2 separate regions of the Homo sapiens genome follow, and region 2 is linked to region 1. The links are chromatin contacts, found by Hi-C or POLR2A ChIA-PET in ENCODE. All regions are on one chromosome and are shown on one strand. The core of a region is the stretch at or near the end of the contact, and the rest is flanking DNA. Distances in the headings are between cores, read along the strand shown. Region 1 has its middle 63 kb from the start of OPTC. Region 2 overlaps ATP2B4 (ATPase plasma membrane Ca2+ transporting 4).

Region 1 (7,043 bases), core at 3,347-5,846:
TACCAGTGCCCACACATTTTCCCTGCCCCTACACAGGCCCGTTGGACTCTCCTCTGTCATTGGCTTTGCCTTAGATAATGCTTTCCCTTCCCTTCCCTGCATAACTTTCCTTCCGACAGAACCAGCACTTTCCAAGGGCAGCTATTCCCATGAAGAAGCCTCAGCTTTCTCCCTGTTGCTCTCCATGACTTCTGGACTATGGACAAAACAGACACAATGGAAATGAAATTGTTGTATTTAGTCTCTCAATCCAAGTGGAGACTGGGGCTAGAGATAGAATTAATCAGTCAATGAACATTTATAAAATGGAATGCCCAGTCTGGTGGGGAGCTGAGCACATAACAGATCACCAGTATAGGGTGTGTGGCCAGCAGGTATAAACAGAGTGCTAGCTTCACCGGACAGAGAGATCCTTGAGGGCAGGGCCCAAGCCTTGTTTATTTGTGTTCTCAGAGCCCAGCACAATGCTGAACAAATGTTAAATGAGTGTATAAATGAATGAATGATTGCACACCTATCACAGATATAAAATTACTTCTAGAAAGCTAACTTCTCTTGAATTAGATTAATTGGAATTCACGTGAGTCTCTGGAGGAGGCCAGGCATGGTGGCTCATGCTTGTAATCCTAGCACTTTTGGAGGCCAAGGCAGGAGGATTGTTTGAGCCCAGGAGTTTGAGACTAGCCTGGGCAATATAGGAAAACATCATCTCTACAAAAAATTAAAAAAAAAAAAAATAGCTGGGTGTGGTGGCATGCACATGTAGTCCTAGCTACTCAGGAGGCTAAGGCAGGAGGATTGCTTGAGCCCAGGAGGTCAAGGCTGCAGTGAGCTGAGATCACACCACTGCATTCTAGCCTGGGAAGCAGAGCAAGACCCAGCCTCAAAAAAGAAAAAAGAAAAAAAAAAAAAAGGGAAAGAAAAAAAAATTAAAGAAGTCTCTGGAGGGCACTGGGGATTAAGAATTAAGATTTTTCTTTAAAATCTTTGCCATCTGGCCATCTGGCCATCTGCTTTTCCTGGCTTCTCCTCATCCTGAATGATGATGCTCATAAATCCAGAACTTTCTTTTTTTTTTTTTTTTTTTTGAGACAGAATTTCACTTTTGTTGCCCAGGCTAAAGTGGAGTGGTGCGGTCTGGGCTCACTGCAACCTCCACCTCCTAGGTTCAAGCGATTCTCATGCCTCAGCCTCCCAAGTAGCTGGGACTACAGGTGCCTGCCACCACACCTGGCTAATTTTTGTATTTTTAGTAGAGATGGGCCATCGTGTTGGCCAGGCTAGTCTCGAACTCCTGACCTCAGGCAATCCACCCACCTCGGCCTCCCAAAATGCTGGGATTACAGGCATGAGCCACCAAGCCCGGCCCAGAACTTTCTAAATGACCTCAGCATCTGACTCACAGCCTCTTCCACATCATGCATCCCCTGCCTTCAGTCTTGATAATTCAATATCTGTGTATGGCTGTTTCTTTTCTAGTCCCCTGAGTTAACAGTCCTTGACCTCCGCCTGCTTTCTGTGCATGTGCTGCTGCCAGCTCTGCCTTCCAGCCTCATTGCTCAGGATTCCTTTTTCTACCCTATGCTATCAAACTAGAAGGTCCTCTTCCCCTACGCTATTGTACTTGCTGAATGGACACCATCCCCAGGAGCCAAACTCCTTCATCAAACTCATTACTGATTCACCCAACCATGTGTGATTTTTTTCTTTCCTGAAAATTGCAGGGGATCTTAACAGTCCTTCTCTCATGGAGTTTGTCACAGTCTGCCTTCTGGATAAATGTGTCCTTGTCTCGTCTTTCCTACTTTGATATAAGTTTTCATGGAGAGGAGACTCTGCCGTACTCACTTTTTGTCACACTCTGTCATAACGGCAACTAGCACAGAACAGTGGACATATGTTATTTTGTCTTCACAGCATCCCATCTTTTAAGGAACCCTCCTTCTTCTACTTCTATATGACCCACGGGGGGCTGTGAGTCATGGTGCCCCACCTCCACCTCCACAGAGCAGCACAGAAGATGCAGCCCCTGGCCTCAGAGATGGCTGCAGGGATGGGCATGCTACCTCCATACACAGAGAAAGAGCTCTTTTCCTGAGACCAGAGGCTGAAAGGATGATGTAAGGTGGGGTTGCTTGGGGCCATCTCTCTGGGCTACACGGAAGAAGGCATCTAACATAGGAGAGAATGAGACCCACCTCAAAAGAGGCAGAGATGGAAAGAACAATGGCTGATATGTTGGGGTGCGGATTTTGTATCAGACCCTGCTCCAAGCACACTGTGTGGACGATCTAATTTACTCCTCACAAAAATCCTAAGAGGTAATATTATTATATCAATTTTAGAGACAAGGAAACAGGGGCACTGAGAAGTTAAGCAGCTCATCTGAAATCATCCAGCTAGTTAGGTGGTGGAGTCCGGATTGGAACCCAGGCTGTGGGACTCCAAAACAGTCATGCTATGCTCTGCGTGCTATGCTGCCTTATGGATGAGCCAAGATGAACATAAATGGGAGTGAGATGGATTTACTCATTTATGAGCAAGTGCAAGAGAGAACTGACAGCATCTTTTGAGCTCCTGGATCTAGCTGTGCCTGGAGCCAGCTGACTCATGTGCTTTTTAGTTAAATAAGCCAATGCATTCCTTGATTTGCTTAAAATAGTGTATTCGTCACTTGCAACCTCCTGGCTTCATTGTGTAACAATGTGACTTAGTGATAAGGCACTACTTGTGGGTTTGCCTCCTGGCACTGCCGCTTACTTACCACCCAAACTTGGACAAATGACTCGACCTCTCAGGCCCCTGGAGGGTAATGACTTGGCCTCTCAGGGATGAGGGGATGGTGACTAGAGATGAGATTACATGTAAATGCACTTAACACTCTGTGAACACAATTTAAGTACTCAATCATCATTAGATTCTCCTTTCCCTATGTGGAGTAACTGTTCAATAAGCATTTGTTGAATTGAATTAAATCCTCCAGAGGCTGCAGGATGTTGCCTGAGCTTGCAAGCAGCTGGAGCTAGGGAGTCTCCAATCAGGGGAGCATCTCAGCTGAGGGGTTGCCCAACAGCTCTATCTGGCCATTGGAAGGTTAAAAAAAAAAAGATTTTACTCTTCTCCTGTCTCCTGAACAGCTTCATCCTCTCTGACTTCCAGATCTCTCCAACAGAGAACACAATGTCAGTCTGCTGGATTCCTTCATGCCCCTCTTTCCTCCTCCTTACGGTTGCCCTCTAGAGTCACCTACTAACTCGGTCCTATTGATTCCCTTTCCAATTTTTCTCAATCCTGCTCTCTCCTCCTCTGCCCTCCCAATGGTACCATTGCTCAGACCATCATCACCTTCTGGATGTTTGCAGCAGCTTCCTTTCTGACCTCTCTCCAGCCTTCCAGCCCACCGTGCAGCCCAAAACACCCATGTTAAAGGTGACCGAAGCACTCTTCACCCGAAAGCTGCCTTGGCCTGCAGGATGGTGAGCCAACCCTTGGCAGACACACAAGGCCCTCCTCTGCCCCACCGGCCTCTGCCTGAATTTCCAGGACAGTCTCCTGCTTTGCTTTTCCATGCCTCCGTGCTGTCACCACCCCGCCAACTCTTACTCATCTGCCAAGACTGTGCTCCATTTGCTTCTTTTTTTCTCCTGGAAACACTCATGGAATTCCCACCCCCACTCCCCAGGCCAAGCACTCCTCCTCTGTACATAATTCTGTCTTACTATTTTATACTGATAGGATCACTTTACGCACCTGTTTTGAGGACTCTGAGGCCATGTTCAGACTCATGTCTGAAACCCTTGCACCCCATACAGTGCCTGGCACCCACAAGGCCCTCACCTGCAGGCATCATGAAAGCTCCATGTGGGACTAGAAAGGGGAAAGGAGAAAATACACTTCTTGCAGACTAAACTCATGATTCTCTTGTATTCCTGCACCCTGCCTGATTTCCCTTATCCCTAGACTGGGGCCAATGCTTCTCTTAATGGCAAACACAATAGCCTTAGGGTTTAATTGTTGGGGAGATAGGGGGCATTTTCTTGCCTTGTCAAATGGGGAGGTATCCCACTTCCCCACTTTACAAGGTGAGAAATCCACTAGTGGAGGAAATGGAAAAGAGAATTTTCTCCAGGGTCCTGAGTGATTATAGGTGTTCACGTAATTCTCCATACAGTTTTACATGCATCATACATAAACAGGTAATCTTTGGCTGCCTTAAAATAGCCCCATCTCAGTTTTTAAAAGAATACGATTATTTCATTACATCTAAATATAGACAAAGAGTCTGTGCTGCTGCATAACTTAGGCAAATACATGCAAATCTCTTGCAGACCTGATCCCGTCACTGAGTTTCTAATTCTCAGGCCTCTGGTGCCCCTCCTCTCTCGTGCCGCTGCCCTTGAACAACAGGATCTGGTTGATCCGCTGGGCTAGTGACTCTGCTCAGCCTACCGCTCAGGGCTACTGTGGGGGTCCGATGAGGGACAGGGCAGTGAGAGGGCTGTGCACATGGACGTGCAACACTGTGGCATGCAGGAGGTGGGGCCGGGAGGGTGGTGAGCAGGATCGTCATGGGAGGTCACACCAGGCAGACCTCCAGCTGCTCTCCTGGGAGTGCCGGGGTTTCATTCCTCTCTCATTCTCATTTTTTCCCCTCTCAAATCTGTTTCCCATTAAAATGAAATGTGTTCTCCTCTCGGCTTTCTGCCTGGCTCCCTGAGCTGCGCCTGGCCCAGCTCTGAGAACCAGGCTGCATTTGCTCCTTTTTAAGGCACCCACTAATTCAAACCAAGCAAGTGGGAGGCGGATTGGCCTATGGGGCCACCCCCCATCCCCCAACCCTGGACTTTCTCCATGGATGGAAAATTTGGCCTCAGCCTGCCCTTGTGACTGGAAAAAGCGGGGTCAGCTCATCAAAGCAGAACAGGGTTGTTAGCTAGCTTTCCTCTTTCAGAGGGTTATATTAAGAAGGCGTGGCTCAGGGAGGGGGTTACTGGCCCTGGCTGGCCCCAGCCAGAAAGTTGCGGGGGTGGGGTTTGCTAGAGCAGGCAGATGCCTGCCAGGGCCAGGGAGAGCTTTCTGAGAGGGTGGTGAGAGACTGGAGAGGTGGGAGAGGGGTAGCTATGAAAGGAAAATGTGTGGAGGTGACATGGTCTGTAGGTTGGGCCAGGCCAGAAGAGAAGGTCAAAGAGAAATGAGTGTTCCAGTCAGGCTTGATGTCTTAGGGAAGATCCTGGGGCCCAGCCCACTGCCCCCTCCTCTCCGTCTCTCCTGCTCCCGGGGCTGAGGGAATGGAAGGAGCTGTGCCACTGTGAGGAGGAGGACCTGCATCTGTGAGGGGCCTGCTGGGACCAGCTGCTGGGGAGTACAGCTTTCTCTCAGTAGCTGAAGGGGGCTGCCTCTTTTCCAAGGGGCAGCTGCCACGCCACCGCAGGAAAATCTGGCTTGCCATTTTGGATACCTGGATTTTCCCACAGTGTGAGGGGGCTGGGGGTGTGGCCCAGGAAGGTGCACCTGAGGTGGGAGAAGAAAGAAGAAGACTGGATGGGAGTCAGCTGAATTGGGGGCCGCAGAGGCTGGGGTGAGAGGGAGGGAAGGAGGTGTCAAAGCTCAGCCTCCCAAAGCTGAGCGAGAAGAGCATGACGGGAGGGTGTTTCCCACCTCCTCGCCCACTCCAGCGCAGGGTCCTGTCTCCGTCCAAACGCTGCAAGCCTTTCCACATTCCTGCACTACCTTCCTGCGCTGCCTTTGGAGATCTGAGAGTCTTCAGGCATGAACTCTGGGAAGTAAGTCCTGGCTTTGCATGCAGGGGAAACGCAGAAACAACAACATAACAGGGCATGGTTACAGCTCCTAGACACACACCCATTCCTTCTTCCTTTATAATGAAGCTCAAAGCTCAGCAAGGCATCTGGCTTCTTGGCTCAAAACTACACTTCCCAGCTTCCTGTGAGGCGAGCTGTGGCCTTGTGATGGAGTTTTAGCCGATGCAATATGAGTGGAAGGGACGAATGCCACTTCTGGGTAGTTCCCTAAAGGCCGAGGCAGATGCTCCACCTTCCCTGTACCCTTCTCACTGACCGGACTGTGGATGTGATGGCGGGAGCTGGAGCAGTCATCTTATTTATTTTGTTTTATTTATTTATTTATTTTTTGAGATGGAGTCTCGCACTGTCACCCAGGCTGGAGTGCAATGGCGTGATCTCAGCTCACTGCAACCTCCGCCTCCCAGTTCAAGTGATTCTCCTGCCTCAGCCTCCTGAGTAGCTGGGACTACAGGCAGGCACCAGCATGCCCGGCTAATTTTTGTATTTTTTAGTAGAAATGAGGTTTCACCATGTTGGCCAGGCTGGTCTCCAACTCCTGACCTCAGGTGATCCACCCTCCTCGGCCTCCCAAAGTGCTGGGATTACAGGCTTGACCCACAGCACCCAGCCTTATTTGTTTATTTATTTATTTATTTTATTTCTCTTTTTGATACAGGGTCTCTCCCTGTCACCCAGACTGGAGTGCAATGATGCGATCACGGCTCACTGCAGCCTCCAACTCCTGGGCTCAAGTGATTCTCCAGCCTCAGCCTCCCTAGTACAGAGACTGCTACCCAATGAGTCAGTAAGCAGGATGGTCGTCCTGACTCTAAATATCCTAGACCCAGGCTCGTCTCCTTTATCTTCGCTATCCTCAATTCAGGCGAGGTCAGGTGGTTGGGGCCAAGTCCAGGTACCTGCCCTCAAGCCTCTCGTTGTCTCTGTCACACACCAGGTGATGGATGATGCACACACAAAAGACCCACACCTATGAGTCTACTCAGATGAAGACACAACCCCACCCACCCCAGTTTTGCAGGGAAGTAAAGCAATACAATAATTCATGTGGAGTAGGAGTGGCGGCCACTTCCTGCTGGCTGTGGTGGCCAGTTGTTTGCAACAGTCTGTGCACTGGCTGTCTCCTCACCCTTCCTTCCCACTCAGGAATGCCTATTGCAATGCAAGGAAATCAGAATGACATTATTAAGGATGTAGACTTGAATTGTTTCTAATTTATTT
Region 2 (7,060 bases), core at 3,114-5,613, 89 kb before region 1:
CACTGCAGCCTCAACCTTCCTGGGCTCAGTGATCCTCCCACCTCAGCCTCTTGAGTAGCTGGGACTACAGGTATGCATCACCAGGCCTGGCTATTTTTTTGTTTTGTTTTGTTTTGTTTGTTTTGGTTTTGGTAGAGATGGGGTTTCCCCATGTTACTCAGACTGGTCTCGAACTCCTGGGCTCAAGCTATTCTCAGCCTCCCAAAGAACTGGGATTATAGGCGTGAACCACTACGCCCACCCTAAAGTGAAGCACTTTTAACTTTTCAAAGCACTTCCATTTAGATTCCATACTCTCTCCTTAGATTATCATAACTATCATTTGTGGATACAAACTAATGACGAATGAGAAAAGTGAGGCTCAGAGGTTAAGTGACTTGCTCAAGGTCACACTGTTACCTACTAGCTTGGTCAAGAATGGAAATAAATTAAGGAATTCTTTTTAATGCCCCAAGATTCCAAGATTTTTCACCCACTTTGAACACATCATTCGCACTTAACTGGAATTCACTCTCCCATTCTACAGCGTGGAGAGAAGCCACCCTACTCAAGAAAGAGGACTCAAATTTTATAGGAGCTGGAGAAATGAATGGTCTCCCCAACCTCAGGGGAGTAAGGAGGGACTTTCCCATGCAAAAATCTCCATAAATACGAATCTGTATATTTGTAGGCACTCCATGATATACAAAGCACTTTCATATCCAGTATTTCAAGTGATTCTTGTCACTTACCTTACCCTGTAAGGTATTCAAGAGGATATTATCTGATATTTTAAGGAGAGTGAAAAGGCTGCAGCAGTTAAGTGGCATGTTCAACAATAATACCCCATTTCCTTCCCATGCATTGCATTACATTGGTTACCCCTGAGGTTCTGAGATAACCAATGTAATGATGAAAAACTCTCTATATTCATAATGGAAACCCAAAGCATCTCTCTCCATTTTTCTCATTTCTGTCCTCAAGATGCCCAGAAAGGAGGAAGGTGGAGGGGTGAAACCTTGGTATGGGCCAGGGGACAAACTACGAGCACAGAGTAGCCCAAGCCTTCCCCAGAGTCATGGCAAAAGGTGGTACCAGCTCATGGGTGAACCCAAGACTCCATGTCCTGGCCCTGGATCCTGCACCGAACAGGTGCCTTGGACAAGCCTGTATCTGTCATGGAGGCCACCAGTACTCTTTATCACTCTTGAATTTGTAGCAGTCAGTTGGTACAACCTCCAAGAGGCTGGCACCTCGGGCTGTCATTCCAAAGCCACCTAACTGCCAAGGGGTGTCAAGTGGCCCACCACAAGCACAGGGACTTTCCCATCTAGTGTCCCATCATAGACACTAGACATTGTCTTTGTCCCCAGCCCCATGGTTGCTAATTATCTTTTGGCTGGTGACAGCCTCCAGATCTTCCTTTCTCTCTGCCCCTTCTTGTGCTATTCTTGGATTTTTTTTTTAAAAAAAACACTTCTTTTCTTTAAAAATATAGCTGCAGATAAAATATACTTAGCTTCTCTTTCACACATATACATTTAAGAGAATGAAGGCAGGAAATCTTTATGGTTCTCTCCAATCACAGGCCAGCATGAGAACCCAAATCACCAGCAGGAGCCAGCCTCTCCACCATGAATGAGTAATCTCACTCACAGATTTACAGGGGGCTTTATTTAGGGTGTTCCACATCTTATTCTAGAAGCCTGGCCTTTAGCTGAGCCTGTGTAAAAGCCACTTTACATTTTGACTCCCACTTCAAACACAAGTTGGCCTGCCCATCTTCTCACACCTTCATGTGAGATCCAGACACATAGAGGAAAGTACCTCCCAAAGGTGACCCAAGAGTTCCAAGCCTTCTCCCCTCTCTGATTTCTCATCCCAGGATCAGACCCTGTGCACCACCTAGGCTGGCTCCAGGTGGTCAGCTTCCAAAGCAAAGGCTATGGCCATCAGCACTTTTTTTTTTCCTAATCATTTCTTCATATATTTAAATTTTTTAAGACAGAGTCTCCCTCTGTTGCCTAGGGTGGAGTACAGTGGCACGATCTTGGTTCTCTGCAGCCTCAACCTCCTGGACTCAAGCAAGCCTCCCACCTCAGCCTCCCGAGTAACTGAGACCACAGACATGCACTACCACGCTCAGCTAATTTTCATACTTTTTGTAGAGATGGGGTCTGACTATGGTGCCCAGGCTGGTCTCGAACTCTTGGGATCAAGCAATTCTCCCGCTTTGCCTCCCAAAGTGTTGGGATTATAGACATGAGCCACTGTGTCCAGCCGTTTGTTTTTTTTGTTGTTGTTGTTATTTTCTGTTTTTTTTAGAGAGAAGTTCTTGCTCTATTGCCGAGGCTGGAGCGCAGTGGTGCAATCAGAGCTCACTACAGCCTCAAAGCCCTGGACTCAAGGGATCCTCCCGCCTCAGTCTCCTGAGTAGCTGGGACTACAGGTGTGCATCACCACACCTGGCTAATTTTTTTATTTTTTATTTTTTTAAGTGACGGAGTCTCACTAAGTTGCCCAGACTGGTCTTAAAACCCTGGCCTCAAGCCTCAGCCTCCCAAAGTGCTGGGATTACAGGTATGGGCCATTGTGCCCAGCCCATCAGCTTCTTTATTTCCCTTCTAAAACCACAGATACTTTGCCTCTGGTTGCCTGCTATCATTGGATTCCACTGGACTATGTTTGGGGCTGACTTGTGACCAATTCTTTATGATGTGGGAAAATGCTCATGATCTAGTATTGGGTAGGAAAAAAAAATTAAATCAAAATCTTATTATGCAACGTGTTCCCAATTTTGTTTAAAAAATGTATATACTCACCCACGTATATAAAAGACTAAAAGAGACTACACCAAAATGTTAGCAGTTATGTCTGGACTTGTGAACGTTTTAGTTTTCTCTTCATGCTTTTCTGAATATTCCACACTTTCTAGGATGATCCTGTGTAGAGGCAGTACATAGCTCAGAATCTTTTTTTATTTTTATTTATTTTTTTTGAGATGGAGTCTCGCTCTGTCACCAGGCTGAAGTGCAGTGGCACAATCTCGGCTCACTGTAACCTCCGCCTCCCAGGTTCAAGTGATTCTCCTGCCTCAGCCTCCCAAGTAGCTGGGATTACAGGTATGTGCCACCACGCCTGGCTAATTTTTGTGTTTTTAGCAGAGATGGAGTTTCATCATGTTAACCAGGCTGGTCTTGAACACTGACCTCAGGTGATCCACCCACCTTGGCCTCCCAAGGTGCTGGGATTACAGGCGTGAGCCACTGTGCCTGGTCGACTGTTTTTTTATTTTTATATTTTTTATTTTTTAGAGATGGGTTCTCATTATATCGCCCAAGATGGATTCAAACTCCTGGACTCAAGCAATTCTTCTGCCTCAACCTCTCAAAGTGCTGGACTACAGACACGTGCCACTGCACCCTTGGACTCTGAAGTTTGAGAGCCATGGTTTGAATTCCACAACCACCACTTGGTAGCTGTGGGAACTTGGATAAAAGTATTTTATCTCTTGAGCCTTACTTTCTTTTTTTGAAAGGGAAGATAGGAATGACTCCTTCCTTATTAGGATTGTCATGAGGAGGGAATGAGGTCATGCAGTTTTAGCATGTGTCTTGGTGCCTGAAATATAGTAAGTGCTCAGTATATGTGAGATCCTTTTTACATATTACTTTTATACTCTGGAAAAAAAGTAAATATTCTTAAAAAATAACCACCTGGCTAAAAATTTGCCATTTGGATTAAAGTACACCGAGAAAACAACAAAAGCCCTCCTCGAAACGTGGTGTCTCTAAAAGTGGCTGAAACAAGAATGATCATACGATAAGGTAGGGTTTAACTATGTCAACGTTCCTATGAAAAGGCAATATACGGCCGGGCACGGTGGCTCACGCCTGTAATCCCAGCAATTTGGGAGGCTGAGGCAGATGGATCACGAGGTCAGGAGTTCAAGACCATCCTGACCAAGATGGTGGAACCCTGTCTCTACTAAAAATACAAAAATTAGCCGGGCACAGTGGCAGGCACTTGTAATTCCAGCTACTTGGGAGGCTGAGGCAGGAGAATCGCTTGAACCCAGGAGGCGGAGTTGCAGTGAGCCGAGATTATGCCACTGCATTCCAGCCTGGGTGACAGAGTAAGATTCCATCTCCAGAAAAAAAAAAAAAAAAGAAAGAAAAGGGAGTATAAGCTGGGAAGGGTGTTGAATGAGGAGTGATGACTGTGATAAATGCAAAGCTGATGAAAGAAAATATAGATGCTTTTTAAATGAAAAACAAAACAAAATAAAAAAACCCCTCACAAAACTAGGTAGATTAGATCACAGAATAATGGACCAAGCTATAAAGCAACTAGCAGAAGAAAAGCATATAACTCAGAAAGTAGGGAGAGTCTGTGAGTTGGGTAAACAGGAATGCTCTGTCTGGCTAGGGCATTAGAGAGGCAGTGTTGCCTAGGGCCCAGGCAGGATGACAGGGGCTGAGTCAGAAACAGCCCTGGGTTAAACTGGGGCGGAAGTTAGACCCCATTTAGACAAGGGACTTTGGGGATTGGAACTATGGATTTGGCCAGCCTGGGGAGCTCTGAAACACAACTGTTTATAGCACTAGGTGCAGGAGATAAGCTGAGCAAGTTAGGAGAATGTACACTTCACTAATCTGAATATAGCTGAGAGCCTGGATCTCCTGACATTGTTGTTAAGCAGTGTGGCCTTCCAATAGCCTGACCTGTTTTGTGCCAGTGACACTAGAGGATGTTGGACACCACAAAGAAGTAAAAAGAGAATCACCACCATTACCAGGATTCCAAATGCAGTCCAGACCTCCTCTCCACCTTGGCATAGTGGCCACATAGAGTCATACAGAGCGGGGCTGCAGGGAGCCGCACAAGCTCCCAGCATGAGTTTGAAGAGGGAGAGTGAAAGGTGGAGCTTCCTTAGATAAGGGCTCAATAATTCTAGGAGACCAATTCCTAAGCCAAGTCTCCTGGGGAACTGGCCATTGTTTCAACTCCGGTCACCAACTTCCTAGGAAGATGTCACCAGTCTCTGTCACTGAAGCCCAGCTGAGCAAGACAGCAGTGAGATCTTACTTTTAAATGTTGGTACCCAACTATAATTAATCTGCAGCATTGTTTGGGTAGGAGGAAGCAGAGAATGTTAGAGTTGAAACATCCTAGAAGTACATTTAGCCCTAACTCTTCATTTTACATCTGAACAAATTGAAGCCCAGAAAGGTTCAGTGATTTCCCAAAAGTGACAGAACAACTTAAGTGGCTCAAGTTCCAGGTTTCCCAACTTCCAGTCTGGAACTCACTTCTCTAGACCACCCTGCCTGTCATTAGGAAGGCTTTGCAATTATTCAGGCATGAGATGATGAGGTTTTGAGCAGGGAGGGTGGCCCTGGGAAGGAAGAAGGTAAAGTTCACTGTGGTCTGTTTGTTTAGAGAAAATTTTCTATTTGTTTATATCCATCCATCCATCCAAGCATTCTTTTTTTTTTTTTTTTTTTTTTAAGATGGAGTCTTGCTCTGCTGCCCAGGCTGGAGTGCCATGGCATGATCTCGGCTTACTGCCACCTCTGCCTCCAGGGTTCAAGCAATTCTCCTGCCTCAGTCTCCTGAGTAGCTGAGACTATAGGCACTTGCCACAACATCTGGCTGATTTTTGTACTTTTAGTAGAGATGGGTTTTCATCATGTTGGCCAAGCTGGCCTCGAACCCCTAATGTTAGGTGATCCACCCTCCTCGGCCTCCCAAAGTGCTGAGATTACAAACATGAGCCACCACACCCGGCCCATCTATCCGTTCTTTACTGATCCTCATTCTATGAGCCAAAGACTGTGCTAAACACCGAGTATATAGGAATGACTAAAGCATCACTCTCCTTTCAAGTAGCTTGCAGGCTGATGAGTGGGCTCAGTGAAAACGCTGCAGCCAAAACCAACAAGTCGCTGCATCTCAGAAACCATGCTGCCATAAGCCTGTTCACATGAACTCTCAGCTAATATTCACACCCTTGTCTGCAAGTCACTGCATCTGAAACCATCTCCCATCATTGGATGCCATCCCTGAGAAACTGGGAGGGGACCAGAGAATTCCCCCTGTTCCAAGAGAGCCTGGAGCACTTAAGTGATCTATAGGAAGCAGGAGCAAGAACTGCACTTAATGCCAAGCCCCTTCCAGCCAGGAAAGGCAAGTTCTGGTTCACGCATTATCTTGGCTAAGCTGCCACTTCTTGCCAGCTAAAGTCTCTGCGTGGGTGTGTGCTGGGAAAAGCAGGGGAGATTCCAGCCTGAGACTCTCTTGCTTGTTTATCCAGGGGCAGCTCAATTCCAGTGCAGCTGACAGTTGATCTGGGTGACCAAATAGTGATAGCACCCTTGGGCTACAGCTTCTACAAAAACAAGTAGTGTTGTCACCCAGTCTGACTCCCTCCATCAACAAGAGATTTCCCAGCATTGACTTCTACAGCCGCTACTCCCAGGGGAGGAATGCAGGGCACGAGTAAACAAGGTGAGGTGGTTGCAGCTCTCTACCCTCCACTCTGCCTTATTTCACCAGGACTCTTCTTGCTCAAATATCAAGCAAAGCCCTAGAGCTGGCACCAAGAGGGTAACCTGTCTCATGGAAATGATGGAGCCCCTGCATGCCCTTTGATGGAGAGTTGCAGGAGGCTGGGGCCTCTGGGCCTTTCGCTACGGGGAGACAGTGGGCTATGACCCTTTTATAAATGTACTGAGCCCAAAGGTTAGCAGGGAGCAGGTGGGCAGGCTGGTGCCAGGCTCCATGGAAAAGGAAGGGAGAAATGGAGGGACAAGATAGGAAAAATTAAAATTCGATGACTACCCTGGCTCATAGTAGTGAGCCAGGCACTCAGAACATGTATCACTCTTCATTTGTGTGTGTTCATATTTTCCAGAGGAAATTGAGTCTGAGAGCCTAAATAATTTGTCCACGGTCACACAGCTGGCCAGCCAGACTTGAATCCAGTTCCATCAGACTCCCTCAAATCTGCACTTTTATATAACACCACCTGCTGGGATTGGAAGGCCAACTAGGTGATTTAGGACACAGGGCATTTTTA

The links. A loop is a pair of places that touch in the nucleus more often than their neighbours do. ChIA-PET counts read pairs that join two places held with the same protein, here RNA polymerase II (POLR2A). Pooled maps may share reads with other maps.
Region 2: a pooled map shows a loop between it and region 1 (2.4-fold over the local background). The contact joins two enhancer-like sites. A Hi-C loop is called at or near these places in 3 of 50 pooled maps. POLR2A ChIA-PET finds 5 or more read pairs at or near these places in 9 of 52 experiments (A549, AG04449, B cell and 6 more).

The regions. Positions count from the first base shown.
Region 1 is chr1:203,554,129-203,561,171 of GRCh38, reverse strand. No RefSeq gene overlaps it. Among named protein-coding and RNA genes, the nearest start is that of OPTC, 63 kb to the right of the region's middle. RefSeq lists enhancers at 3,508-4,085, 4,099-5,023. Within about 2 kb of position 4,596, at least 18 of the 41 ENCODE cell types and tissues checked have a DNase peak (open chromatin) inside an H3K27ac peak, as active enhancers do.
Region 2 is chr1:203,642,679-203,649,738 of GRCh38, reverse strand. The region is part of intron 1 of ATP2B4 (ATPase plasma membrane Ca2+ transporting 4); the gene reads right to left. Among named protein-coding and RNA genes, the nearest start is that of ATP2B4, 19 kb to the right of the region's middle. Within about 2 kb of position 4,363, at least 8 of the 41 ENCODE cell types and tissues checked have a DNase peak (open chromatin) inside an H3K27ac peak, as active enhancers do.